Linked DNA regions of Homo sapiens: region 2 is linked to region 1. Evidence: chromatin loops called from intact Hi-C (ENCODE). Cell type or tissue: heart right ventricle. All regions are shown on one strand.

Region 1 (2,500 bases):
AGTACTATATACAAGTTATTACTTCTTTGATAATTACTATATGACACTAATTAAATGTGGTACAATTGAAGAGTACAGTATCTTAAGTCAGAAAAAAAATTCTAAGAAAAATTATATGGTTCCCTAAAAGCCATTCACTCTGGCTAGGAGAGGAGCTGTGACTCCCAAGACATATTCTAGGAGGACTATTAAGTGCTCACTGCTTCAGAACAATTCAATATCATTTGCTTACAATTCTTAAAGAAACTCAGGGACTTAAACTGAATAGCGACATCTTGGTTGTGAAAAAAATGCTATGTAACCTTCGCAGTGCTGGGAGCTTGAAATGTTCCATATTCCAACAAAAGCCATGATTTTGACATTGTTCTACTGTTTTATTGACTCGTTGCATTTACAAGTTTTGCTAATGATACACAGTCTACACTTACTAATAAATTATACTCACAGTGTTTTTAGTGATGTGACTTTGTTTCAATATTTTATAATAAAAGATTATAGGAGTAATTACAGACAATGATAGAAAAGTTTGAGGCATCGTGACAAAATAGTGCAAAAGCCTAAGTTATCCAAAAGATGTAGTGATCATAATTATAAAGACTGTGTAGTGTCCCTGGGAAATGCTTACAATGAGATACCAAGCAGTCAAAACGGAATCTAACCACGCACCTGTACAGTAGTTACAAAGGTATTACAAAGCTTGTCTCTGCATGAACACAGTAAAGAAGTCACACATACACAAACGACTACAATGGTGTTCTGGTATTGCGACTGTTTGTTTTTTCTTTCTTTTAAATATTATTTTGCTTTATTGTTGTAATGTTATTTTTGTAATAAATAAATTCAGAGAGAACATCCTACTATTAGACATAGGAAAATGCCTAGAAATCTTGAGATATTTTTCCTTCTTTATGCCAGTATTATATTTGGTTTACACCTCAGAAGTAATAGTGAAATTGGTAGAGACAAAATATTCTAGTAACCAATTTGCTATTTTCTGTTGAATTTAAAAATTTAATTCAATTTATATTTGATTCAATAGTTGCAATAGTATTAATTGAGATTTTAATGTCCATAAAATACTATTTTTCTCCAATTATTATTTAGATCATTATAGATGCATAATTGTTCGTGAAATGGCTTTGCTGGAGCTGGTTTTTAGGGTAACTGACAGGAGAGAGAATTTCCAGTAATTTCTCTTCTGTTTAGAGAGACATACTATTTCTTCTACAGGAAAACTAACCTCTGACTCTTTTAAACTTCATAGTTTCTAATGTTACACACTGAATGATATCATTAATTATTATAACTTCTGTTTTCAAGAATAGTATTTTGTTTTGCCAAGGGGAGATAGAAACTTCTCTTAGAGGAAACGAATCTGTTTAAGAAACATTATGAACAGCAGAGGGCAGCCAACTTACTAAATGAATAAGACTTGTTAGCTATGTAGCTTCACTTTGACTCCCACATTAAGAAAATATGTAACAAATGGATATACCAAGTCCTGATTTATAGTAATGCATCTCTATGATAGAATATGGAAAAGGAAGCAGAATATCTACCATCTTGCATCATACCTTAGAATGGCAGTTTTCCATGAATTATGCTTTTGTTTATTTAAATAGTCAATTTATAGTTACAATGGGCAACTATCTAGAATGCATGCCAATAGAAATTAGCAGAGAAAACACCCAAAACAATGATAGCTGGTAATTATCGATAACTTTGGAATGCAATGAAAGGCACATGTTTGAGCAGAGTTGTGTTAAAGGAAGTGTTAGTGGCAGAACTAGAATTTTCTCTTTGCTGTGGTTGCCGTATTGAATCTTTTAAGTCATGCAATAATTAAATGTCCTATGGTGACCTGGAGGCACTGCTAAGGAACACAGAAGCCTCGCAACAGTCAGTGACACACATACAGATGGTCAGTCAACAGATGGATATACACACAAATCACTAATCTCAGTAATTTAACACTTTCCATGTGGAACATGGACATTCCTTTGAGTACAGCACTAATATTAACACTCAGAAACTCATTTAGGAGGTATGATTATGGTTTACTCTAATTGCTCATAAAAGGCAAAAGAGCAAAGATACTGATATGCATCTTTCTAGCCTTGGTGTGATTTTTTTGTTGTTGTTTCTTTTCATTAAAAAAAAAAAAAAACCCACCAGCAAACCTCCGTTTAAAACTAACTTTGTTAGTCATCAGTGCAAGAGGACGTGTTCAAGAAAAGCTACAACTATAAATCACAAGTGATCCTTACTTAAAAGCTACCAAGGGTGAACAACTTTAAAAATTTTAGTGTTTTCTATAATTTAAAAGCATTTAATTGCTTTTGTGGTTATCGAGATTCCACTAAGTATTCTCAGTGAGGCATGTGCTTTCTATACGTTGTTCTAAACAAAAAGAAGTGCCAGGGCTATTTTGTTTTTCAAATTACGCTCATTCCATTTTAAGTTTTAATGACATTGACTACCGTGTTTTATATTTATTGTG
Region 2 (2,500 bases), 160 kb after region 1:
GGATCTCACTGTGTTGCCCAGGGTGGTCTCAAACTACTGGGCTCAAGTAATCCTCCTGCCTCTGCCTCTGAAAGTGTTGGGATTAACAGGCATGAGCCACCCCACCTGGCCCTATGTGAAATTCTTGAATTCATTCCCACCCTACCTCAGTGGTGCTCTCACAACAGAGAAACTATCTTATAAAGGAAATCCTATTTCACCTTCCTGCTTGAAATGTCTCACAGTTGCCCTGCCATCTGGCTCTGGTCTGCTTGCTCGATTTTACTCACTATCTCTCCATATCGGGCATCCTGCATTCCAGCCATACCAATGGCTCCCAGGGCCCTGCAGATTTATATGAAATCCATCGCTCCATGCCTGGGCGCTGTGGCCACGCTGCTCCCTGGTCACGGTGAGGCTGGGCATGCCTGGGCGCTGTGGCCACGCTGTTCCCTGGTCACGGTGGGGCTGGGCATGCCTGGGCGCTGTGGCCACGCTGTTCCCTGGTCACGGTGGGGCTGGGCATGCCTGGGCGCTGTGGCCACGCTGTTCCCTGGTCACGGTGGGGCTGGGCATGCCTGGGCTCTGTGGCCACGCTGTTCCCTGGTCACGGTGGGGCTGGGCATGCCTGGGCTCTGTGGCCACGCTGTTCCCTGGTCACGGTGGGGCTGGGCATGCCTGGGCTCTGTGGCCACGCTGTTCCCTGGTCACGGTGGGGCTGGGCATGCCTGGGCTCTGTGGCCACGCTGTTCCCTGGTCACGGTGGGGCTGGGCATGCCTGGGCTCTGTGGCCACGCTGTTCCCTGGTCACGGTGAGGCTGGGCATGCCTGGGCGCTGTGGCCACGCTGTTCCCTGGTCACGGTAGGGCTGGGCATGCCTGGGCTCTGTGGCCACGCTATTATTCCCTGGTCACAGTGGGGCTGGGCAGCTTCCAGAGCGAATGTGGACATATTCTTAGGCCCCACCTCACGCACTTCTTCAGAGAAACCTCAGAGGCTCCTCCACAAGCCACGGGTACCCCCAGATTTCCCTCACTCTATGCATCCCATGCGCCTCTAGCAACGCAGGACCACACTCGAGTAGAGCTGTCTGTGCCGAAGACTGTTTGGCAGACACTGTTTCAGATGCGTTCCAGACACTTAGGAGAGCGACTGACACAGAGCAGGGCTTGACTGATTACATCCCTCGCTCATTTCTCCCGGCCCCGTCACCTTAGTTCATGCCCAAGTTTTCCTCTTGTCGAATTCATCGACACTATCATTTCGTAATCTTTTCTTGTGCCCTTCATTTAATTTGATACTGTTACCAGTTATATATTTTTCACCCACAAATATGATCATTACTTTTCCTCTGTAAAGAAGCTCCAATGGTTCTCTCTCTTTCTCTCTTTTTCTTTCCCTAAAGAATTAACCCAAACTACTTAACATGATGATGATCCTGATGCTGATGACAAAAATAGGCATGGGTGGCCATTCATTCTGCCTCTGACGTGCCAGGCGCTATGCCGGTCATTTTGCAGTAATCTCATTTAATCCTAATGATAATACTCAGATGTAAGTGCTATTATCTCTTCCCCCTAAGTAGGGAAATAGGGGTCAGGAAAAGCCCAGGAGCCTGTTCCCCAAGACCAAGTTAGCACTACAGAGCTGGGAATGAATTCCAACTTTATGTGACTGCAAAGCTCTTCCATGCCCCCACACCACCCCACGCCCGGTTCTCCCTACTGTTCCTACATTCCAGACGCACCATCCAGCCTGCAATGTGCTTTCACACCATGTTCACCTGCAGACAATGCTTTCTCCATCTAATGCCCCTGCCTTCACCATGCACACACTGAAGTTGCCTAGAAGGGTCAGTCACACTCTACTCTGTGCCTTCCTTCTGCCTCGGCACTTGTGATGCTGCGGGATTATCAGTTTCCCCTCCCTCATCCCAAAGACTGAACAGTCACCAAGAGTAGCAAGTCGACTAGTCACCACTGAACATACGCAGCCTGGAGAATCAGAGGTGCACGGTGTGTGCCTTTTACATGAACTCATGCATACACCAAGAATGATAGTAATGCCTGCTCACATTTGTTTAGCATCTCCCACATGCCAGACCTCACCCTACACAATTAGAATACATAATCCATTCAATCCTCCCACCACTCTTTAGGATAATGTATCATCTTAATCCTTATTTATTTTTTCCAGAATAAACTTGTGATTCTAACAACTTCAACATAAAATAAATAACTTTTGCTCAATATCAAACTCTATAAAATCACTAAAATTGGCCCAATATCCTGGGTTTTTTAACTTGCATTATTTCTTCCTGATAATGACATTTAGGCCAGTCAAATCCTGTATTACCGTTTTAAACAAAGAAAAAAAGATTATGAGTTGCTTTTAAAATTCACGTGTGACAAGCAGAAAAAACTCGTGGAGGCAGTTTCAACATTTAACCTAAGTGTACTTAGCAACTACACTTAATAGCTTTTTAAAAAGCCTCGTTTTTAAAAAAAGTGGATCTTTCTTT

What was found. Peaks named below come from ENCODE experiments on the same cell type or tissue, not always from the same donor. Only the 100,000 strongest peaks of a DNase experiment are listed, where the experiment ranks them.
Region 2: it touches region 1 in a loop (2.5-fold over the local background); 9 of 110 quality-filtered maps call a loop at or near these places.

The regions. Positions count from the first base shown.
Region 1 is chr4:185,639,609-185,642,108 of GRCh38, forward strand. The region is part of intron 13 of SORBS2 (sorbin and SH3 domain containing 2); the gene reads right to left. Among named protein-coding and RNA genes, the nearest start is that of SORBS2-AS1, 53 kb to the left of the region's middle. In heart right ventricle, a CTCF peak has its summit at 1,394 (motif pointing right); no DNase peak of the experiment used is centred here.
Region 2 is chr4:185,796,096-185,798,595 of GRCh38, forward strand. All of the region lies in intron 1 of SORBS2 (sorbin and SH3 domain containing 2), which reads right to left. Among named protein-coding and RNA genes, the nearest start is that of SORBS2, 15 kb to the right of the region's middle. RefSeq lists enhancers at 85-601, 602-1,117. In heart right ventricle, no CTCF peak of the experiment used is centred here; a DNase peak (open chromatin) is centred at 1,074; H3K4me3 peaks cover 1,423 bases; H3K27ac peaks cover 2,097 bases.